Regions from separate parts of the Homo sapiens genome. Here all the other regions are linked to region 2. The links are chromatin loops, found by intact Hi-C in ENCODE. Cell type or tissue: gastrocnemius medialis. All regions are shown on one strand. Each heading gives the region's core, and the rest is flanking DNA. Links, peaks and the distances in the headings are about the cores only. Region 1 overlaps SIPA1L2 (signal induced proliferation associated 1 like 2). Region 2 overlaps SIPA1L2 (signal induced proliferation associated 1 like 2). Region 3 overlaps SIPA1L2 (signal induced proliferation associated 1 like 2).

The links. A loop is a pair of places that touch in the nucleus more often than their neighbours do. Peaks named below come from ENCODE experiments on the same cell type or tissue, not always from the same donor. Only the 100,000 strongest peaks of a DNase experiment are listed, where the experiment ranks them.
Region 1: it touches region 2 in a loop (2.2-fold over the local background); 5 of 110 quality-filtered maps call a loop at or near these places.
Region 3: it touches region 2 in a loop (2.5-fold over the local background); 30 of 110 quality-filtered maps call a loop at or near these places.

What each region holds. Positions count from the first base shown.
Region 1 is chr1:232,554,020-232,562,440 of GRCh38, forward strand. All of the region lies in intron 2 of SIPA1L2 (signal induced proliferation associated 1 like 2), which reads right to left. Among named protein-coding and RNA genes, the nearest start is that of SIPA1L2, 72 kb to the right of the region's middle. RefSeq lists a silencer at 1,264-1,558 and an enhancer at 1,864-2,435. In gastrocnemius medialis, for the core only: no CTCF peak of the experiment used is centred there; no DNase peak of the experiment used is centred there.
Region 2 is chr1:232,472,820-232,481,240 of GRCh38, forward strand. It overlaps SIPA1L2 (signal induced proliferation associated 1 like 2), which reads right to left. Exons shown (of 23, transcript NM_020808.5): 7 at 6,808-6,911. Among named protein-coding and RNA genes, the nearest start is that of SIPA1L2, 150 kb to the right of the region's middle. RefSeq lists an enhancer at 1,776-1,945 and a silencer at 5,511-5,713. In gastrocnemius medialis, for the core only: no CTCF peak of the experiment used is centred there; a DNase peak (open chromatin) is centred at 5,082; H3K27ac peaks cover 757 bases.
Region 3 is chr1:232,616,878-232,625,298 of GRCh38, forward strand. The region is part of intron 1 of SIPA1L2 (signal induced proliferation associated 1 like 2); the gene reads right to left. Among named protein-coding and RNA genes, the nearest start is that of SIPA1L2, 9.0 kb to the right of the region's middle. In gastrocnemius medialis, for the core only: no CTCF peak of the experiment used is centred there; a DNase peak (open chromatin) is centred at 3,794; H3K4me3 peaks cover 447 bases; H3K27ac peaks cover 479 bases.

The DNA.
Region 1 (8,421 bases), core at 52-8,051, 81 kb after region 2:
CCAGGACATTTATAAACTACTGCAGGAGGCAAGATTAACATACAAATCTGTCCACAACACTGGTTTCAATCTCTAAAAAGTTATTTTTTCCACCAGAGTAACTATTAAGAATCAAAATGGATACATTTGGTTTTAAATTTCTATCTTCATCTCCTGTCTGTCTCTCTCAGAGATAAATGTTAACAAGCACTAGAATTATTTAAATGCAGTCATCAGAGCAAACCAGAAGAGAAGGACAAATGGAGAACAATCTATAGGAGAGACATAGCAGATCAGTGGCTGGACAGTCTGAAACTTCAATAACAGGACACAATACAAAGAAGAAGGGCTCCTACAGGAAAGGATATGGTGAAGTGGCTGTGCTAAAAGAAGGGATTATGAAATAAAATATTTACATTTAAAGTCCTAGTTTTAACAAACTTACTTTATCCAGCCTCTCAAATTCCAAAGCCTTCAACAGGAAAAGTCTTTCCACAATGCTACCCTAAAAATAGTTCCCTTTAGTCTTTCTCAGGATACCATGTAGATTTCCCTTCAGTTTGCTTTTGCAACAACACTGGTGTCACGAAGAATGAAACGACGACTTATTTTAACTAGAGAGCAATATTTATGTTATGCACACATATCTTGACACTGTCACACACGTGCTGATGTTTTCTTTCTAGAAATGGGATCTGCATCAGCCGTGTTTGGTGTGTGCCCTGGCCTTGCAGCTGTTGTGCTGGCAAGTTGGGTGTTGTTCCCAGGCATTCCACGGAGTTTCTTGGTTTAATTTTATCTAACAGGCTAAAAGGGGTACAATTATTTTTTATCAAAATAACAATAAGGAAATAACTTCCAACAATGAATTTCTAAGTGAAAGAATCTGCACATCATACATTTGTGTCTGTAATTAGCAAAATTAAATGTCCCTTTCTCTCCGTGAAGTATTTAGCTTGCTTCCTTACAATAACTGTCCATGGAATAAAAGCAAATAAACAAGAAATTGAGTTTACAAACTTATGGACATTAATTATTCAATTTTGGCAGATGCTTTTACTTTAAAATCAGTTACAATACAAACATGTGAAAAACTTCTAGGTTCTAAATCACATCACTAATCTCAGCAGTTCTGAGAAAACAAGTGACTCTTCTTTCGAACAAATGAAACCACCCAAACATTATTTATCTTTCAGCTGCACTACTCCCATGCCCAAAATTAAACAGAGAAAAGTTTTCAGACTCAACAATTCACCTCCACCGGTAATCTGAAGCCAGAGTGGGAGAGCAGGTATTTGTGGAGCCAAGTCTGAATGTAATTCTATTTACAATGCCATGCTTTGCCCCCCTAAAGCCAACCTGGAGCAGCATAACCCCACCCTGATCTTTATCACCTCCAGCTGGAGTGAGGAGTCAGGTTCCCCAAGGTGTACTTCTAACCAGAATTCCCCAAGACAGACTAACCAAATGCCTAATTAACAGAGAGAAGAACCTCCAGTTGCTCCACCATATATAGGCTCTCACTGAAGTATCACCAAGTCTAAGACAAAGCAGACAGCTGATAAACAATCCACTTTCTTCAGCCCCCTCTAAGGAAGCCTCAACAGCCAAATGTAATCTAATAATTAGCATATGTAAGAGTAAAGGTCCAGACCATGACATCAGCTTCACAGAAAAATCAGCAGATTCAAAAAAGATCCACGGAGCCTATGCAGTCTTTGGAAATTCTAAATAAATGAAAGGATGAAAGGACAGAACAGCAGGGGATAGAGAACTCTACATTCTAGGTCCTAGAAAGCACAATACAACATTTCTAAACAAAACTATTCTGCAAATTCTCTATTACAGAAAAAAATCTATCCATCACAAAGGTATTAGCTCACAAGGGTATTAACTGAAAAGTTGCTTCCCTAGCAACCTCCACATTGCAACAATGTCCTTGAATAGCATTTTGCAGAGACGGCAAGCCATAGTTAACCCAGAAGACTGTCAACAGTTCAAGGATCACCTAAACTTGGTGAGAGCCATGAAGAGCTAACACAGGATTCCTTAAAGATGACATTACTGCTAAAGATAACATGAGTGCACACATTCTGAAGTATCTGTAGCAAGAACTCAGGATCCACTAAGCTGTTTAAAGAAGTTTAATGTGTACACTGTGATAAAAGCTTACCTTTCTGTCTGTTACAAAACTTACAGAGGAATGAACTGAACTCAACTAAGCTTCTCTCATCAAGGGTTTTGCTGGCAGCCCCTGCCCCTCAAATTTACCCAACATCTATCTCATCTGTTGGCATGTCAGGTTTTCTGTTGTTGCTGCTGCTGCTGTTGCTTAAGTTAAAGATAACCAAATAATTATCTCAATTACATTTTTAAAAGAAAAAGTGAACCCAAAACTTCTTCTCTCCCTTTAGCGATAAGGTATGGCCATAGTGCAGTTTAACACACCAGCTGATAATTCTACAAATGTGCTCTGATGCTGCACAGACAAGGATGGAAACAAAATCCACGCAATTCAAAAGGCAGCTATCAATGGCACATAAACCCCGTTCAGATATGGAGAAACCAGACAGATAAGTGTGTCATCCGGGAAAAACAAACAGAGACAGAAACAAGATAAAACCAAAAGAAATTATGTGTCTTCGGGAGCTGTTATCAATCACACTTGAGAATCTTTGAACTTTGCTTTGTAAAACTAGGGATCTTATCCTCTCATACAAACAGTTAAAAAAAAAAAAAATGGAAGAGCTCCAAGGTAGTGAACACTGGGGTCAGACTGAAGTCTGCAAAAAGATAAGACAATTTACCCAGGAAAAGTTAAAGCACACTTCTTGGAAAGCTCATTTAATTTCCCTCTATTTTTTAGATTCAGATATCAAAATCTCAAGGATTTTGCAGTCTTTGAGATTTTCAGGATGGAGGCAATCCGTTGGACCAGGAGACACAGGCCAGCTCTGGGACAACAGTCAAGAATGGAGAGAGAAGCCATGTGGAAGAAATCCCACACCCAACAAAAGTAAATTTTTACCTGTGTCCCGTGAGCAAAAGAGGATTAACAAAAACTCATGAAGGCAGCTCAATAAAATACTGATAGGAGGTGAGAGGCTGACACTGCACAGCGCCTGTGTAATCCACAGTAGGTTATGGTGACAATGTTTGTGGATCCGGTCTCATTGCTATCACAAATTCAGCAGGCGTACAGGACAAATAGGAAGATATAACATACAGTGAACGCCTGCCAGGGGTTGGGCTCCATTTCTGGCATTCGCTTCTACCTAAGGCACCCCATAATGTGGTTATCAGTCTCTCTATTAAGATAAGCCATAACGGACTCTTGAGAGTTCAGGCGCTTTTCAATAGTGGAAGCCACATACAGCAGGGGTAGGTGTTTAACTTTGGTCAAAGGTTACAAAAAAACTCCTTGTGTGTTTCTTTCTATGCAAATCATTCACTATCTTAACCCCACAACACATCAGGCCCCACCAAACAATGACTTCAACCAGTCTTTCCATTCCCAGCCAGTGAGTTTCCTCTCTCACTCTTGTTAACCCAAACTCCAGGTACTTTGAAAATTCCAATATTCCAAAGAATATTTCCTCTGCAGCTACTGTGACTTCCATGTGTTCTCACTGTCTCTGGCAAGCCACAGCTCTTGCCCTATTCCGTGTTCTGAGAGACACAACCCAACATTACCATTATTTATTTACATGCTTGTCTATCCCACTAGACTGAGGATGTAGAAATCAGAGAAACCTGGTCAATGTGGTATTGTCTCACCCTGCCTAACAAGATGCCTGGCACAGTGAAGACACAAAAGATTGTCAGCTAAATGAAACATTGCCGGCATGTGCTGAGAAGTGTCAACAGGCTGAACATCCTGTACCAGCATGACACTGACTGTAACATCTCCAGTCCATAGATAAATCATACATTTAAAACACTCAGACATTATTTTTATAAGGATCATTATTCCACATCACCAAAGCAGTGTCTGTATGGAGAGTAAGCCAAAACAAAAGCCTTGCTGGAAAAAGTGACAAGTCATAGCTGCATTGTTCAAACAGAACCCTACTTGGAAAGCCAGTTGCCATAGGCTTTTATCTCACACAGTGAAACCTCCCCAGACAGCTTGAAATGAGGAGAAAAGATAACCCACTGAGATTTACACTTCAAAGAGCAAGAAGCCTCGAGGTAAGATTTGACTGTATCCTAATTAATGGCAAAACATAATTAAAGAGAGTTTTGGGCAGGAACTGGGGACATGAAAAGAGGATCCTAGAGGAAATTTTGGCATCCAGAGGAGAAGGACCCTCAGCCACTAGATGGGGAGTCCTCTCCTGGGCAGTCCTTGTCTGAAGCCATAATTGTTCAACTCACTTCTCTCCCTGGTTCTGATGGTAAATGTGCCCCACCCCCGGCCACGGTTCTGATGGCAAATGTGCCGGGCAACCTGCAGACCTCTGTCTACCTTCAGGAAGGGAATATGGCACTGAGAAAAGGCTGGCATTCAGGTTCCCATGGTGAGCATATTTAGTTTTGTACATTACTAAGTAGGCATTCTTGTCACATACTCCGCTACTGAGTTTGGTTAAAGCAACCAAGTCTGAGAGATAGATCCATTCTCAGTGCACCCCCAAACAAATTTTTTTTTTAATTTTGCCAGCTAATGAGTTATCTCCCATAAAAGTCTTCTGGAAGAACTAACTGGCATTTCTCCTGGCTGATGCATGATCCTAAATCTTCGTTTTTATGCATGTTTTCTTTAAATTTCTACACCATGTGCATCAAGTTTTATGAGGGTAATCACTTTTAGTCAATAGTAGTTTTTACCAAACAGATAACAATTTATTCAGTAAGACTCACTATCCTAGTATAAAACGATCCTCTCACCTCTCAGGGTAGAAGTGTCATGGAAACAGTTTGGTTTCACCAGTACTAAATTAATACTGCTTTTGCAGGGCTGAGGCAAAAATTTAATTTGCAAAAACCAGCCCAAGGCTACCATGATATAAAATTCACTTGATGTGTTAATTTCACACTCTAGAGTCCTCATCCCACCGGTGGGTGGGTGATCTCAATTATGTAAAGTAGAAGAATGTCTGAATTTACCCCAGCAACCCCAGACATCAGCACTCTAGGCCCAGCAGGAAGCCAGAGCTCAGCTTCCTTCCTGCCAGCCCATGGGGTAGCAGGGATTATCCTAGAAGTCAGCCAGACTGAGTAAATATTTTCACTATGCAGAGCTCAATCATAGGGCAGCAGCATCCCATTTAATAAACTTTTTCTTCTACATCTTAACACAGAAGGGATGCTTCCAATATGAACAAATAGTAACATAAACTCAATCAGCTCCAGCTAGACCCGGCATGTAGAGTGCTTTAGACTCTGCAGTCACAAGCACTAAGCCTGGGAACTGCACAGGCAGGAAGAATAAACCTCCTTTTGCCCCGGTCAGTGTTCTTGAAAAGAAATATGCCAACTCCTGTAAAATAAATACATGTTCTAGCATAAAAATACTATTTATAAAGACCATGAAATAATGAAATGTGCTTTAATAAAAGCACACCAAAATGTATATGCAGTATATCAACAGAATATAATACAAACATACATACACAGACATACCATGTATTTATAGAAAAAAGATGAAGAAAATTCTCCAAAATTTTGTTTTCATCATTGGGTGTTGACAATTGAGGAGATTTTATTTCCTTCTTTCTATACAAATACTATATATGTAATATATTACTTTTAATAGGTTACCTGTATAAAACAAAGAAGCCTTGGTTCAAAATATAAGTAAATGAAGATTAGTGTGTATTACTTTAAATAAATAAATTGCTCTATTGTTAGAGTAAGCTACAATGTTTCTACTATAGACTAATTCAATGCAGATATAAACTGACTATCTGTTCATCAAGGAAATAAAAGTTCACAAAGAGTAATAATACCTACCCATCAGCAAATCCGTCTGGAAACAAATTTCCTTCCTGTCGGTTCCCCTCAATTCATTCTTGATTTTTGATCCCTGCCTAATCTGCTCTCTCTCTCACACACAGAACTGTTGGACTTTCAGGGCCCACAAAGGAACTAACTCAGAACAGAAATAGCCCTTGGCCAGTCCTTTATTGACAGTAAAGAAACGTACTTTGTGTTTTTAAAAACAGTTTTCCCTGTGAGCTGGTGGTAGCATGGCAGCCAGCAATCCCATCTTCCTGTCCATCAGACTATTGGGATAAAATGGCTTAACCACCTCCTACCCCAAACCACATCCCCAGCTACCTGCACTACACCAAAACATTAGTAAGAAATCAGTAGTCTGGTATTAGTAATTGATTTAACCAAATAATATCACCCAAAAGAAGCTGCTATGCCCTGTTGCTCATACGCTGCACTGGTATTTAATAAGGCCCTCAGGAATAAAAAATTTAATTCAGAGTCATCTTTTTGGATCATCTGCTCATGAAGCTGAGTACTTACTAAAGATTCCTTTAATAAGGCATAATTCCTTAGATATAGGAACGTTTCCCAGTGATTGTTTAATCCTCATGGGAAGGAAAATGCTGTGTACTGGTCACCTTGCCCAGCAGGGAGGCCCTCCAGCTCTCACCTGCCTCCTCTGCATGTGGGAGGCAGGCCCAGAGGCCTCAGCCTTCATGAGCCTCAATGGCCAGACCAGGACACAGCAGCCCCAAAGCCCTGGGCCATGTACTGAGAAGTTCTAACATGAACCAGAAATCAAAGCTTCTAAGTGCATATAATTTCTCACAGTGGAACAGAATCATGAGAGGTATCACTGCTGGAAAAACGCCAAGATGTAAAACTTGGATAATAAATAAATGCAAATTATCTACTAAAGATACTGGATTTTAAGAGTCTAGATTTTCATGAAGAGGAAAAAAAAGTAAATAAAAACACTACAGTATCCTGAGCTAGAACTTTAGTAGACGTAAAAGAAGCCTTTTTCAAAGCATTAAACTTTCATTCCAATATTTATTAAGAATCTACTATGTTCCAGACAGATATATTATGACTCTTACACATTTGCTCACGTGCATAAAAAGTCATTTGGTTTAGACATTCCCACCGTCTACCAGTTCCTGGGGAGGTATACTGCAATCTCCACGTCAACTGATAAAGATAATAGAAGACAAAGTCAGTCAAACAATGTGAATTCCTAGACCTTTTTGATTAATGATACAAATGGCCACGACATCATTCTCAACTATCTTCCCAACTCCTTATCATTATATATTCTGGTAAAAGATAACAAAGTTTCAGGTAAAGTTTCAGGAAGTCAGCTTTTGATTATTTTAAATGGGTTTGCACATATGTACCTGTCACTATTTGACCAGAAGACTACATTTTGGACATTCTCATGCCAGATTCTGACTGGCCCCTGATGTGTACCTGCAATTAAGATAATTATTTCCATATACAAAACTACAAACTGGATCCCATTTTCATTACCTTTTGGGTTGGAGCTGGATACACAGATCACATGTTCATCCGATGTCCTTCTCTACCACAGGGGAGCCACACACAATGCCCACCCCTAGTAACAGGAAATGAAACACTAATGAGCCAAACAGCCATCTGCCTGTGCCCAGAATGAACAGTCCAATGAGCCTGTTGGTCCTTCCTTATTCTACAGATAGAAAACAAAAGCAGAGTACATGCTCTTTTACCTTTGACTGGCAGGCTGTCCAGAGTGACTCTGGATAAGTTACTTATCATTGCCAGGCTTTGATGGGAATGGTCTTGATGAAAGAAAATTCCGCTTTCCAGCCCCAGCTTATACCTACTGAGTCAAAATGCAGGAGCAGGAGAGAGGGATACACAGGGCAGCGTGTGGAATGCACCTGGGCATGGGTACTTCGGCAAAGGCCTCAGGTGACTCTTGATATGGAGGCTTAGCGATTACTAAACCTTTTCCAGGGCCAGAGGTAAAGAGGAGGCCATAAAGCCAACCACCTGATGGGTCCCACCGCGCCAGCTGCTCTGAGAGGCCCTGAGCGAGTAAATACGGCTTCAAATATGGATAAGTTGCTGAGACCACCAACAAATCCCCAGGAGTTTTGGAGGGCAGAGGACACTGGAGAAGTACTGATGAGGAGAAATGGGGAAAATGACCCAAATGTAGTTAGGAAAACCAAAATGCTGCCCTTGGCAAGGCTGCCCAGGCTTGTCCTTACAGAGTGGCAGATATGTCAACTGCACATTTTGAATGCCAAGGAGGCACATGCGTCTGTAACAGCAGCAGAAAGGAGTTAAATACATTCAGTATTAATCATAAAGTTGTCAAAGATAACTTAAAGTCTATCCCCTCCCTAAGCACTGCTAAAGAAAAATCTTTACTTGGCTAATTGCCTGGATGAAAATTAGTTTGGGGATGATCTGCATAAAGATATGTGCTTTAAAAAGTCAAAGCTACACAGGAAT
Region 2 (8,421 bases), core at 201-8,200:
CAAAAAGGATTTCATTGTCAGGTCCCTGACTTGTGATTTAGCATGATAAAAGGCCTGGAAAAGTGGGAATGAAATGTTCATTCTTTCAGAGTTTTCTACAGGCCAGTTAAACTGCTGATTCATATGCTGAGAAATTCCTACTTAAATCCCCATGGTCAAAGTTATAAACACACAAAAATCATCTTACTGTCTGAGTGAAGTCTGGAAACATACATTAGTACATCATAATACAGACCCAATGAGCCACCTCATTTAAATATGTAGTTTTTAAAAAGTTTGCTAGATATTTAAAATGTGCCATTTCAAATGCATGTAAATAATCAGTGAAAACTATCTTTGGCAAGGACATTCTTTACTCTTTTCTCCAAAAATTGAAATACATGATTCATAGGCATTGTAATGAGACAAGGAAAAATCAGGAATAGTTTTTAAAAATATGCCCATCATTGTGTTCAATGTATCTGTAGACTACAAAACACAGCAGTTCATACTCTAGTTTATTCAGTGCCCTTGAAACACAGGAATTCTCAGACTGTCAAAAGATGGAGCTCACTTTGGCCAAGGCCAGGCAGTGAGTTCAGCGCCTCCTACTTCCTGAGTGATTGCCGGTGTGGCTTCATGTTGGCCAGCCCTCTCCATTAAACACAGGGTGCAGGGAGGGCCTTGTTAGTCAGTGCTTCATGGCTGTTGAGACTGCAACAGCAAATTGCACAGTTATTCCTATCCAATTTCTTTTCCTCCTGAAGGAACATGATGGGTCTGATTCTATACTTCACCACAGGACTATTTAAAGCACAAGTTAAAGCACAAGTTAAAGTCTGGTTACCTTGACAACATGCCAAACCACTGTTGTCCCTTTCTAGACACATTCTTTTGCTTTGTAAAATGGGCCAAAAAATGTTTTCAAAAGTCTAGTTAATTTAACCATGGCCACATAATGCACTTTGTAGAAAAAAATAAACGATTGGAGGCGGGAACAAGAAGATTCATTAGGAAGGGTAAAATCTAAAGCTCTTTGAAGGAGAATATAATAAGAAAAATGAACACTATCCATTAATAGAATGCTTGAATTTGCTTCAGAGACTAAAGAAAATATCTGGAAAATTAACAGAAATATTATTCATTTTTCTGTTTTAGGACTTTGTCAAACATGAAATAAGTAATTTCTTGAACTTCTTAAAGGCAAATGTTTTCTTTAGTATTTAGTTTATGCTTTTTTCTAACTGGTCAATGAAATTCTATACAATCAGAGTCTGTGAATGGGGAAAAGGGATGGCAAACCACAAACGAACGCAGGCTGGCAAAACCTGACGGTACTATTTGTTTGAGGGAATTGTAGGAATGACATCTTCTGGGGCGAACTTCTTTCTAGGTATGTAAAGCTAATGACAATTTTCAGTGATGTCAAGAGAACCAACTTATTAGTGTCTTCAACTGCAACAGTGAGTTAATAAATATTGTATTAGATAGATTTACATAGTCATTTCTACTAAATTTCTAACACTCGATTCCAGCTGTGAAACAGGAATAAGCTCTTGTTATGACAAGGAAAGAGAAAATGTGAGTCTTCACCCAATTCCATGGCAAAAGCATATAGATGCTACAGAAATACCATATATGGCCGTAGGTTTAGCCTCAGTTCCTTAAACAAACCAGTATCTCACAAGACCAGTTTTAACTTAGTGCAAAAATACAGTAAGATAGAAGGAGTATGTTCTAATTATTCGACAGTACAGTAGGGAAACTGTCATTAGCAGCAATTTATTGTGTATTTCAAAGCAGCTGCAAAAAAATTTGAAATGTTCTCAACACAAAGATAAGTGTTTGTGGTAACAGATATGCCAATTACTCTGATGTGATCAATACACATTGTATGCAGGTATCAAAATACAGCGTGTAACCCCAAAATATGTACAACTATTATATATCAGTAAAAAAAAAAATTTTAACGAGAGGAAAAAACTCAAAAAGCAAACTGAGAAGAAAAAAGCCAGGAAGTGAAAATAAGTATCAGACAGCACACTTGGGTGAAAAATGAAAGCTGAATTAGACAGTATCTGCTAGCCTCTATGTATATGGGTTCATTTGTTAAATTATTATTTTAAACCCAGTAAGACAGAAACAAACTGTTTTGCACCCAATGCTGGGGGAAAGCAGGCTGTACAACATGAAAGAGAACAGCCGGGATATGATTCAGAAGCTCATAAGAGTCAGAGAAGAGGAAGGTCATCTGCAGGTCTCCAGAGAAGGTCTTTAGAAAGAAGCAAATCCATATTCTCTAAACGCACACAAGTTCTCAGTCCTGGTCCTTGAGTTTGAATCTAAATCCTGTTACTAAAAAGGGGGCTGACAAAGACTCCTCTGACATGACTGATCCCTTCCTACCTCTCCGACCTCATCACCTGCTCCTTACCATATAGACAGCGTCTTGTCCCTCCTACAGAACAACTGGTTCCCACCCAAGGAACTTTGCAGTTCCTAATCTCTTGCCTGGAAAGCTCCTCCCCTTCACCCAGAGGGTTGGCTTTTCCTCTTTTAGGGAGATGGCCCTAATTTTGCACTTATACATACATATGCATGTACATAAACACACATATCCCCTCATATAAACTATACTCAAGAGTTTGCACCAGTAGTTAGAATTATGCCTTGATTTTTAAGAGGCGTATAGAGTTTCCTACGGAAAAAGTTAATGTAGAAAAGCATTCTAAATAATAACTAAGGAAGGGCAACATATACACCTTACCACATAAATACAAAAGAAAGAAAAGTCTCACCCACCTCCTGCAAAAAAGTGAATGTTAGTGAACTGTTCTCATTTCTGATGGGCAAGAACAGGATATTACATTTAATTAATGTTTGAAGGATTTCTCACTGATTTATCATTTCATATAATTATGATATTTTACCAATAACAAGAGCAAATGTACAAACGAATTAAGAAATATTGAACACTTTGCAAAGGAAGAAACAAAATAATCTAAGAATGCAGATCTTTAATGACTTCATAACAAAGTAAAGATGATAACAGGATTATGAAGATATAAATGTCTCTTTCTTCTTTCTGTCACTAGGCAATACCAACCCTCACTCTAAGTAACAATCTTTGTGATATAGTATAAGTATATGCTCCTACTTAGGGTCTGGGAATAAAGCTACTCATGGAAAGCTAAGTAAGCATTTTATCCTTCCAAAATATTCTATAGTATTATGTATAGGTGAACCCAAGTATAGGCAGGACCCAAGGCTCATCGCACTTAGTGAGGTAGGTTGTTCCAGTATTTACATGAGTCCTTAGCAACACCAACTAGGGACTTAAGGAAGTACACAAACTCTTTAAGGCAGGAGCTTACAATCAGTCTATCCACTATGGAGAAAAGGGCTCCAGGCTTAGCCCAAATACAACATCATTACCTCTTTGGTGTCAAGCCCATTACTAGAGGAAGACCAGTATCCTTTAATTAGCATCTCAGAAACCTAGGGGCTTGGTCTTACTCATTAGATACCTCCACGAGGCGTCAGGTACCCCTTCCCAACACAGCAGCTAAAATGTTACGCATACATTAAAAAATAGGTTACTGTGTGCCAGGCACTGAGGCACCTCTACTTTATATGACTACTTTGAAGAAAGAATTTCGTTGCCAAAGTGAAGTTTAAAGCTAATTTGTGAAGCTCTTCCCACTGATGACATCCCACGATGGCTTAACCATGACTTGTCTCCAGGGCAAGCAGAAGGAAAGCACACAGGGGAAGACAGCCCTGGAAAAAGTGGATGGACTGCCAGACAGATGCAGAGAGACTTGCAGGACTTAACTTTTGAAGAGAGAAAATAACTCCAAGAGCAGGGTTTCTTATCATTCTTTTGGTCTGGTGAGTTTTTCTACGCAAGAGTCAGAGACCATTCCAAAGATTAAAGCTCTTTTGCAACTGTGGTAAACTCTCTGAAGACTTTTAATACATCTTGGAATTGGCATCCAGCTTGATTTATTACAAGAAGGAACACAAGAAATTAGATCTGATGTGGACGAGTCTGGACCAGTTAAATGGTCACCAACTGTAGTGTAAGAAGCCAAGGTTACAGGCACAATTCATGTAGGGGCCAGTTAACTTTGCTAAGTCCTGTGGCTTCAAATTGCACTCATGAACCCAGCTGGTCATTTCAGACATTTCTACCTTTGGTATTAACATAATTTGTGGGCATGGATGGTGAGGGTGAGAGAAATGGAGTCAATACAACTCATTAACAAATTTGGAAAACACATGTCCCCAGATTGCAAGTGGCATTATTTATCCACAAACAGAACATTCTGATGACAACCTGTGATTGCAAAATATTAAATGTCAAAAAATAATTTTCTGAAATAATTGATAAATTTAGTCTCTCACTTTCTTAACCATTCAGAGTCTTAGTTTTTCATAATAGATCTTTAGGACTGGAGACAGGAAAATAAAATGCAAATTAGGTCATCCAAAATATGACTGGCTCTATATCTAATGAATTATAAAACAGTAACAACTAAAACTTAGTTCCATGCCTGGAACTATTTTAAGTGCTTTACATGCATTAATTTGCCTAATTCTCTATCTCCTAAGAAAGGTTCACTCATTCATTCATTATTCATTCAACAAATGTTTGTTGACTTCTTACCATGTTCTGGATACTGTTCTGGGCACACAGGGACACTTCAGGGAACAAAACAGATACAAATCCCAGCTTTCTCGAGTTTGGAATGTATAGCCTCAACTTACAGGGACTTTTCTTTTACTTTCCAGTTGGGGAAGTTTAACACACACACATCCTCCTCTATCCCCCAGTTGCATCTACATTTTCACTGCTTTGCTGTCCTGATTTTTGCGCATACAATTTTTTCAAGGCTAGTTTCAGTGAAATGAAGTCAGGTACATAAAACTCGAATGCCTACAGATTTTGATTACGCTTCAATGAAAGGGGGTGGGAAAGCCAGTTTTGAGTTGTGGTAAAAGCAAAGACTTCAAATCTCTGGAGGTTGCCACATGTGAAATGCCAGGGCCAATTCAGCCTGAAGTCCAATGACTCAAGTAATCAGGGAACTGGAAAGGCTTTGTGGTTTGAATACTCGATGACGGGGGTCAAAAGTCACTGGCTCTATTTCTGCTAACGTACTGACAGATTTTCTTGGCTTGAGTAACCCCTATCAGTTTTCTGAGCAACAACTCCCACAGAGTTTAATTACTGAATGATTCACAAGTATTTGCTGGACAACTGTCCTGGTCTAAATTAAGCCTCTTAAGATCCAGTGAATCTGCTCGGCATTATTGCAAATAAATTCTTGAGAGCTAAAATCCCTTAGGTTAAAATATACATAAATACATACATGTGATCTAGTGATTTTAAGTCTATGCTTAAAAATACACAGATGTGTAATACAGAGATAGATTTTTTGAAGGTGGTAGGAAGAACTATGATTATTAGAAAACACTAGAAAATTCAGAAAGGACAAGGGATTGAGATAAGTATGAGATGGAAAATGGCAAGAAAATCCAGCTAGCAGTTACCATGAGAAGAGACTGGGGGTCAGAGGCCTGCTTTCTCATCCTAGCTGGAGGATCTGAGGCTAAGGGGCTTCTTCCAACTAGTGATGGGAGAAGGGGAGGTAGTTGGCTGGTTTCCTCTTTGGGAAAAAATGCAGAATTAGACTAAATTTATATACTTTTATGAGTCTTTTTTAAAAAGGAAAAATTCTCTGTGACAATTAAATTTCACTCATTTGACAAATACCTATTGAGCTATTCCTATGTAGTCCTTGGTGCTTTAATATATTTAGAGCAAAGGAGTATCAGTTAAGTGACATTCAGAGAACTGTCTCCTAAATGTGAAAACAAACTTTAACTCTGGATTTAACCTAAATACAATCAAATCCCTAAAATTAAATTATGTCAATGAATCAGTTATAAGATCCTAGTAATTCACAAACCTTTCTGTAAACAAATATTCAGAAACTCAAGCAGTAACATTCTTCAAAAAATCTTCAGCTTAACATGGGCAGAGCCCAGAAGATTCTAAACAAGATGTGAAATGGAGCCTTAGCTATCCCATAGATCGTCTATCCCAAACGTAGGTCCTTTCCTATCTCAAGTGATCCTCCAAGTCTTCTCAAGCTCACAGTAGACAAAGCATTTCAACTATTTCTAGCGTAAGATAAAAATGGCCATAATTTCTAGTAATCTTTGCAAAAAAAACTTGCTTGACTCAAAGTTATACCAAAAAGTAAATTATTTTACAATGATTTATGCATCATTCAAGTTTTCAAAGGTTCTTAATTCTTACTGAGTGGCTGTAGTCAAAGCATGATGCACTCTGATTTTTTTCTCTTTAAAAAGGTCAAGAAATTTTGGCCAATAAATCCATTTAAAACAACAAAAACGAAATGGAGAGGAACAGCTGAAAATAGCACCAGTAACAACTGCAAACAGTATTCTCTATAAATAAGCTATTTACCCACACACAAAAACCGAAGTCAGGTCAACACGGTTGGCCTTTTCGTAATTAACATATAGTTGAGACAAGTTTCTCCTGAGAAAAGATTTTGCTTAGCAAGCAATAGATCTGAGTGCAGAAGAGTTTCTAAGTTTTATACGAAAAAAGTGCAACAATACGCCCTTTAAAGCCCAAATACTTCCAAATGATCAAAGAGTCAAAGATGATTAATGCTATTCAAGAAAAACCCTCACTGATTCTTTGCAAGTTCTACATGCATCAATATCATCAGTGGGCCCACCTCAGATTTCATACTCAGCGTAAAAAGCTCCAGGCTGGGGAGGACATACCTGTTGTCTGTTGTTGGGCATGTAGGGAAGCAGGGTTGACACGTGGAACATGAGTTCGTAGTCTTTGTATGTGGTATAGAGAGAGTGCGTGCCCGTGGAATCAGCTGAAAACAAAGATGAATTACAGAAGCAAGGTAAGCTGCTACAAAATTAGTGCTTCGATATTTAAAAGGTTACTGTTGCAAAAACAAAAAACAAAAAACACCAAGCTCTACCCAACCAGTATCTGGATGCTGCCCATCCAGCTTTCATCAAGCACTGTTTCTACCACTCCCGCTCCAGGACTGTGGACTGAGAGGCTCCTTTCCTTCCCCACCGCTTTCTACTGCACCTTTAGTTTCCTCGCTTTTCTTCTCTGTTCTTGCCCTCACAGTGTGGATTTAGGTGATCCACTGAAAGCGAAGTGTTTTTGCCACCAAGTGCACAGGTGAGCAGTGGAGAAGAGAAGCTGGTCCAGGTCTGGGTGCAATTATCTGAAGGGCGTGACAAACTGGCAGATGGCCTGGCCGCATCTGTGTGTGTGTGTGCGTGTGTGTGTGTGTGTGTGTGTGTGTGTGTGTGTGTGTTTTTACAGTTAATTCTTAGTTATTCTTGGCACTTGATCTTCCAGAACCCAGAAAAATGAAATAGGATTGATTGAATATGGAAATGAGAACAAAAAATGTTATTTTGAATATGTCTTTCCCTGAATGTAATTAATTTTTTTCTTTCAACAGGAAGTACATTGATACATCCCATGAATGAAGAATATGGAGAATGAATGTGATCACTTACAGAATATTATCCAGTGACATATATGTTAAAAAACTATGACATTTGAACCCCTATTAATCATAAAACTGTTCATCTTTTGAAAAGGAGAATGATTCTTTGTAAATTCAAACTCCATCTGTATTATCAATAAGAGTATCTCAGATTGAGTTTCACACATTGAAACTAACCTGCTGACTATAAAATAGTTAAGTAATTTTGGAGTAAAGTTCTGAATGACTTTTTGCACATGGATAATGAAGACAAAAAGATATACAAAAAGGAAAATGTAAATGGAATTCAATTTCTTTGTCAATTCTTGATCTATACAGTCTTATTTCTCTACTTTTTAAGCAACAAGAAACAGTGTTGTTAACATCATTTATTCCATTGTGTTTGTTGGGGAAACCTCTAAGTAGTCATTTTAAGTTAATCTTTTTTTAATCTAAAAATCTAAATTTTTACTTTAAAAACACGAAAACATTCAACCTTCACGGACTTATTATATTCTTTCTGAACCCTGTAGTATGTCTTTCTAATATTCATATCCAATTCAGAAACAGACCTGAAAACTCTTTAGAAAAAATATCCTATAGAGTTCTTAGATGCTCCAAAAGACATTCATAAAAGGCATTTTCATGAATAAGGCGAATACTTAGTGTTTACATATAGTTACCAATAAATTAATTTACAGATGGAGAGAATATTCATCCAAAAAGTTATATATAAATCAGCCCCGCCAAAAAAAAATTCCTTTTAACTATTTATTAAACACATATATGTTATTTTCAAAGGACTTCTTAGAAAGTAACATTCCATTTTAATTCTCTTGGCTCGGAACCTTGACAGTGAACGTGGCTCTGG
Region 3 (8,421 bases), core at 277-8,276, 140 kb after region 2:
GTTAACTAAGTCTAGAATTTTATTTTTAGGTCAACTAGGTTTTCATTTTGCCAGCCAGTTCTCTTCAGCATAAGTGATTGAAAATCTGTATTTTTTCAGGGCTAATTGATTAGTCTCCTTCACATATTATCATAAAACTGAACTCAGGAAATTTTTTTAGTTTTAATAATTGTTGCATTTGAAATAATTGGAAATAATTTGAATTAATTAGAAATAATTCCTCAGTTTTGCAAAGATAAACAGATTTATTTCCATTCACCTAAAATTTTCTAAGTATCAGATACAAATAAACCAGTAATATGTCAGGATCCATCTCTTCAGAAGCAAAGTTGCTCAGCTCAATGCTGTGAGCTGGCCTGAGCCAGGCCCGCAGCAAGTGTCAGCCAACTAACAAAAGAAGCACCTCATCTCCAGAATGAATGGGTGGGATGTAAGATGAGACCCAGTGGGGAAACTGCCAAATCAGATAGGAAAATCACACCCCTGTAAGGAAAAGGGAAGTTGAGATGTGACTGAAGATAAATACATAAATATCTGACAGAAATTGCTCCTAAAATCATCTGACAAATGGATATGACCTCTGAAAAGGTCATGTGATCAAGATGAAGGCAAAGAAAACCCAGTGTGGTCATATAAAGTATACAACAAAGTAAAAATAAATAAATTATGCTGAATTTTGAAAGCAGCTTTATACACAAGAGTGCATACTGCATGATTCCATTTACATCACATGCAAGAACATGCAAAACTTATCAATGGCCCTAAAAAAAAAAGGAACAAAGGTTGCCTCAGATAAAGGTGGGAAACAAAAAGAGTAAGTTGACCGGGCAGGGACATCAGAGAACTTTCAGAAGTGGGAGAAACATTTCACATCCTAATAGAAGTATGGGCCATATGGGTGTATGCATTTATCAAAACTCCCAGAATGATACACTTAAGATTTGTGCATTTCACTCTATACCTTTTACTTCAAAAAATGTAAAACTTTTTAACTCGTTTACAATATACATGCCGAAGTGTTTAGTGATAAAAGTGTAAAAAGTGTGCAACTTACTCTGAAATGCATCCAAAAAATAAAATGGATTGATGGATGGGTAGAAGACGGAGAGACATCTATAAAGCAAATAAAGCCAGACCTAACAACTGTGGGATCCAGGAGGTGGGTACAGAGGTGTCCACTACACCACACAATATTTTCAGCTTTTCTGTAAGATTGCAAATTTGCATGATAAAACGTTGGGGGAAAGTATATGGTGATTACACTGAGATTTACTGGTTTAAATAAATCTCAGAAGTTTAAAGCAGAACGCAAATCTTACCCAGCACTTACTGTTAGTTCATGAGACATAAGATAGGAAGTGGACTGAAGGAAGGGAGCATCAGCAGCAAACGAACAACACCCCAGAGACCTGGGGGCGGAAGGGATGCTCAGGCGAGGCGAGCTCTTTTTGTCCACAGACATCCTTCCTAATGTCGCCTCAGTTTAAAACTCTTGTGGCTGGGCGCGGTGGCTCACACCTGTAATCCCAGCACTTTAGGAGGCCAAGGCGGGTGGATCACAAGGTCAGGAGTTCGAGACCAGCCTGACCAAGATGGTGAAACCCCGTCTCTACTAAAAATACAAAAATTAGCTGGGCATGGTGGCGTGCGCCTATAATCCCAGCTAATCAGGAGGCTGAGGCAGGAGAATCGCTTCAACCCAAGAGTCGGAGGTTGCAGTGAGCCAAGATTGCACCAGTGCACTCCAGCCTGAGGGACAGAGTGAGACTCCATCTCAAAAAAAAAAAAAAAAACTCTTGTTACTCCGCATAATTTTAAAATAAATCACTTCAGTGTATCAATTATCAAGTTATATATTCCTAAGTATAAAGTCTCAAAACAAAACACATGACCTTGAGTTGCAAATATAATACTATGTGTATATTCTGTCAACTAACTGAAATGAATTCAGTAATTTTATACCAAAACGTCATTTATATCTCTGTATATCCAAAGTAATTTTTCCTTTAGTTTTATGACACAGTCTATAACCTTCAGTAAATTACAGTGAGGAAAAAAAACATAATGACCATCTTACGTGATAGACAAAGTAATTATCACCACTTTGAAAATACTGTCCGTCACTTCTCCTTAATGTTGCTTTTGTTAATAAAATGCATCTCTGGAGTTGCAAAACCTAAACCAGGCAAAAAGATGAGTTTGTATTTAAGCAGATCATTTTAATAGAGATAGTACTGTGATCAAAGGAACAACTGAGAGTGTTCTGTATGTATCTTCTGGTCTTGGAGAGGGCCTACAGTTTCCCTGCACACAAGAGGCCCTCAACAAAAACTCAAATCCTAACCATTTTCCAAAGCTTAACTCAAGTTCTATCTTCCTTGAATGTTTTCCTAACCATGCAAACCCACCTTATTCTCAGCTAACCACACAGTCTTTCATCTGAAAGAAGCTGTAGCGCCCATCTATCATATGGTCTCATTTACACAGGAATCTTTTTCTAATACACCTGACACATAGCCATCAACTCTGCCCAAGTTAGTTAGTTCATCACCTAAGAAGGCAGTGCATTCATCACCTAATAAGGTAGCCCATGCTACTACACAATAGCTCTAGTGATTAAATCATGCCCTCTGATAGTTCTGAATCAGTAACATCAGGAAGTTTAACTAGAAGAACACTCAAAGTCCCTCCGAGGACTAAATTCTAAGAGTCAGTTAATTTGCTGACTCTGCCTGACAGCTACCCAGGACGGGATGGAAGGGATGGAAGGACAAGATCCCTGTCCTCAGGGGTCTCACACCCTAGGGTGCCCCTGTTAACTTGGAAATCTTAGAATGCCAGCATTTAAAAAGACTTCAAGATGGCATGGTCCCACATCCTTATTTTAAAATTGGATTATAGTCACTGCCCCAGAAAGCTGAGGGAGTTAGACAAGGCCATGGAAGAACCCCTTATCCCACTTGTATCATCTGCAATAGCAGGATATTCTACTCTGCTCTTAAATGCTCCAAATAGATTTTTTTTTTAAGATGGAGTCTTGCTCTCTCACCAGGCTGGAGTGCAGTGGCGCGATCTCAGCTCACTGCAACCTCCGCCTCCCGAGTTCAAGCGTTTCTCCCGCCTCAGCCTCCTGAGTAGCTGGGATTACAGGCACGCGCTGCCAAGCCTGGCTAATTTTTGTATTTTTAGTAGAGACGGGGTTTCACCATGTTGGTCAGGCTGGTCTTGAACTCCTGAACTCATGATCCGCCCGCCTCAGCCTCCCAAAGTGCTGGGATTATGGGCATGAGCCACCACGCCCGGCCAGATTTTTTTAAATTACCATTTTTCTCCGTAGTTTTACCTGTTCCAAAAAGGAAGAAGATAAAAGTTCACTTTTAAACACACTAATGCTTGCAGGGATGACAAGGAAAGCAAGTGCATATTGCCAGAACCCTGTTCCATGAAGGTAGGTGTCTCGATGTACACTTCTCTCCACCTTCCTCAACACCTCCCAGGGTGCTACAGCAAGGGAAGTACAGATGTGCTAAGCCTTTGCTATTGGAATAACAAAGAGCGTAGTAAGATGAAAGCAGTGTCTCTTGAAACTCTCCTAGGGCCTTGTTCCTCATTCCATGCACATATCCTGTGCCGACTCAACATCCCCTCTGCTCCACAGCTTATCTCAGAAAGAACTAAGTTACGGTGCCAAGCTAAGAGGATGAATTTAGAAAGCTTCACATAACCAGACGCACAGCGACAGCAGCCATCAGACATCACCCAGATTTAACTGCCCTAAAATTAGCAGTCAGAGCAAAGTAGTTACTGCAATGATTGCGTCAGAGCTATTCTGACTGGCAAACTGCCAGTTTTAAACAAATTGTCCTGCTTTCTCTACCAGGGAAACAATATTTTGGAACAGAGCCAGCTAAGCATTTCAGTGAATGTTCAAATTCTAGCTTCTCTATTAATGTTGTATAATTCAATGACAAGGTGAACAAAGTCTACATAGGCTACATCTGCAAGGGTGTTATTTTCTTTGTTGTAAGCACTTATTCTTTGGGTGAGTAAAGTACTGTGGATGAATCCTTTTAAATATTTAAATGCCTGAAATGTATTTAGGGATTCACATTCAACTGGCTTAAACAAAGATTATGCAAATCTAGCAAAATATAAATGCAAAACAAAAATTGTTTTCCTCTTATATTTCTTTTAATCTTGGCAAAGACTCGGGCTAAAAAAAATGTTCTCTGCATGATCACAGAAGGACCCACTCACTTCCCAACAAAGAATATATAACCTGATTCAATCAGTAAAACTGCTACCTCACCACAAATTACAAAATTTCTAGTTAATAACAGACAATTCACTGGCTGAGAGAACAGGGCAGTTTTTAGACCAGAACAATGAGCTCATTAGCCCAACCCTCAGCCTCCACTTCCCCCTTTCAGTGATAGTGAGTCGGTAATTCCGCCATTCTTATATGCACACACCTTCTTTAGTTCCCTCCCTCTCTCCCTTCTTCCTTTCTGTCTTTTCATTCTTTCCTTTCATCATGATTTATTGAAACCTACCATACCTTACAAGTGAGCTGTAGAATAAAGAACACTATAGCTGGAACCAAGAGAAATGGGTTTAAAACATAAGGACTCAGATTCAGAAAACCACACTTTCATTAAACCTTAGTTTTTGTATCTGTAAAAGGGAAAAAAATCCCACCAGCCTTATAAGGTTCTCGTTAAGTATACATGAGAGAACACAAATGAAAGTTCAAGCACGGTAACATTTTACACTCGCCTTTAAGAATATCTCTCCCCAATTCTTTATTCTCTTCATAAATCAACATTAGTCTCCTTCACTTATTCTTGTCATTTAAAACATTTTTTTTTTTTTGTGACAGGGTCTCACTCTGTCACACAGGTTGGGGTCCACTGGCACGATCAGCCCACCGTAACCTCGAACGCCTGGGCTCAAGGGATCGGCCCTCCTCAGCCTCCCCAGTGGCTAGGTCGACAGGTGTGCACCACCACACTCGGCTCATTTTAAAATTTTCTGTAGAGATGGGGCCTTGCTTTGCAGTCCAGGCTAGTCTCAAACTCCTGGGCTCAAGCAATCCTTGCCTCAGCCTCCCAAAGCACTGGGATTACAGGCATGAGCCACTATGCCCAAATTAAAACATTTTAAATGGGAAAAATGACCTATTATTCCAAACAAATGAGTTACAACGATCCTCAAATAAAATTGGTTGATAAATTGGATGCTTCTACTATCATGTATGCCTTGCTTACAGCACTTATCACAGCATACCTTATACACAAATGTAAACAAATAGGAGTTAGAATGACATCCCTCTAATGTCATATTATAAGAACTAGCACTACGTTAAGATATTAAAGATAAAAGACTTTTACCATATAAAATTAAGACTATGGCTACTGAGCACCTACCACATTTAAGGCATAAATAATATCCTCATGTACTGAGTCAACAAAAGATGCACTATACAATACTGATGGGGTTTTTAAACATCATGATTTCCTGTAGAAATGAACCCTGCTAATGGACTGAGAGCTAAAGGACTACAGACAGTACTACACAATTCAGAAATCCTTTCTGTTCAGTAAGCTTGATTAAGCCCCAGCCAGGGCTTTTAAGTCAACTGCAGCCTCATGGGATTCAAATAGGGCTATGCAGGCATCAGCACAGATGAGACTTTGAAACCTGGGAAAGGTGTGAATCATACTCTCTCATGAAAGGCGGCCACCTAAGGGTGCCCAGGCTCCCAGGAACCACACCCCTCTGAATGGGGCTATAAAGTTCTTGATGTAACAGATGGAACACAGTCCCTCTTCAGAAACTTCCACATTTTTACCAGTTCCATATCAGAGTTCAATCACAGGTCATTTCAAACGACCCAGGAAAGGCATAAATGAGGTATAAACTGTTGTTCAAGATAGATCATGTACAATAGAAATAATGATTAGAACTTGCTCAACAGTATTTAGTTCAACAAAAGCCAAGATAAAGGAAGTTCTTTTACGTTCAACCCACAACTCCCAATCATTTCTTTAACAAATATTTGTTTACTGTGAGCCTATTATGTGGCAAAAACCACCTAAGTGCAGGGAATACAGCAGTAAACCAGAAATGTCCCTGCCTGTTTGCTGCTTATGTTCCATTATTAAAATCGAACAGGAGGATGGGTGGGGGTGGATGGTGCTCGTTTAGCTGGAAGTTACTGGAGATACAAGAGCAGGGCTCCCTGCTGTCTCTCCTCACTCATTCCCAACCCACTAACGGCTGGGAAGCCAGGCATTCCTTGCACTACGGGTGGCTGTGTGCTACAGTTCTGGCCAATCACATACAGACAGAGCTAGGCTGTCAATCTGAACTTTTAACATACCCTGATCCTGGGAATGCTTTCGTCTGAGTGTGATAGTATGATGCTTCTTAAACAGCTGAGTTCAGAACAGGCACAGTGGCTCACGCCTGTAATCCCAGCACTCTGGGAGGCCGAGGCGGGCAGATCACGAGGTCAGGAGATCGAGACCATCCTGGCTAACATGGTGAAACTCCGTCTCTACTAAAAATACAAAAAAAAATTAGCTAGGCATGGTGGCAGGCACCTGTAGTCCCAGCTTCTTGGGAGGCTGAGGCAGGAGAATGGCAGCAACCCAGGAGGCAGAGCTTGCAGTGAGCCAAGATCGCACCACTGCACTCCAGCCTGGGTGACAGTGCGAGACTCTGTCTCAAAAAACAAAACAAAACAAAACAAAAAAACAGCTGAGTTCAATTAGAAACTTTCTAAGGAGAATAGCATCGCCATTACATTAACCTCCTACCCCTCAATAAATGAAACCCCAAACCAAGACCCACAAGCAATTCTGGAAGAAAACAGGCCAAAGTCAGAAATGTCTTCGGGAAAAAGAATAAATACACAGTAAATATAAGGCCCATCAAGAGTGGAGTTTGTCTTCCGCTTGCCTCACAAGACCCTACAGGCTCCCTAGAAATTCCATTTCTCAACTGCTATAAACTCTAACCAGTGATAGTACAACAGTGGTCTCTACACAGGGGCCACACATTTCAAAGATACAAATGCCCTTGAGATGCAGAGAAAATACTTCTACATCTATTTATTTTTAATATTAATCTTCTTAAAATGTACATTTGTTTTATGTCCATAATATCTTAGCACAGTAAAGTATATGTTTATACATACAGATATATTATACATATACACACACACAAACGTGCATGCAGATATGTATACATGTATACGCATACATACATGAACACTTAGACAATTGTGTATAGATGGGATGCACGTTGAAAAAAGTTTGAGAACCTTGAGAACCTGCTAAAAAGAAACCACTGTTTCTTGCATTAGGCCATTTAAACACCTGAAACAGGTAGCATTTGCCCTGTACAAAGAATCAAAACTATAATTCCTAAAATTACTTATTAGAAACTTCAATACGGAGAGGACAGTATCCCAAAGCTATTCCTGAACAATGTGAATACCCACTGTTCAACAAGGAACCAAATGTGTTATCAAAACCACCTCCAGAAGACAGTGAAAGTAGTTATGCTGACTTCACAGGACACTATGTCTTAAGCATTAACCAGAACTTTCTTTTAAAACTCCACACAATAGTTCATCTCAGCAGACATAATCTTTTATTCACCCAGGAGTTCTTACTTTCCACAATAACAATTTTTAACACTGGCTCTTTACCTAGATATTTTTACTTAAGAGTTTGAATAAACTACCAGATAGCTTACTTCGGACTGTTCTGATTTCTTGAGGAACTCAACTAAATGGGGATATTTCTCAGAAGATTAAGCAAATATGTAGAAGTGAAAAATATGGAGTAATCTAATGGGCAGAGTTCAAGACACCCCTTTTGGCTAAATGTTTATTAGTAAAATAGGAAGAGAAGTATATCAACCAATTAAAACAAAACCGGAAGAGACTGTGGTGTTCTTCCCCACTATCTGAAAGCAATTCAACACAAGAGAATACCAAACCAAAAAATAAGCTGAAGAAAGTCCAACAATATTCTGATTTTTCCTAGAAGCACTGCAGTTCCTAAGGCCTCCGGAGGTCACAGATCACAGTGTGACCCTAGTGTCTCAATCCAGTCAGTCATTTAACACATTTTCTTAATCATATGCAGAAGAGAGTGCTCGTTACTAGGGACACACTGAAAATGAACTCATTATTACTCAGCATAACTTGGTCAGTAGAACCAGCAAAGGAGGTTTGACACACTCTTTCAGGATATCCATGTGGAAAGGTGGAGCTATATGGGCTAGTTATAAGATATGAAGAGCATTAGTAGTTAACTATAACCGAGAGTGTGACTCCTTGTAAGCCTCGAGGGAAGCTTCCAGAGACACACTTCGTGTTGTTCAGCCAGTTTAACAATTTCATCACCG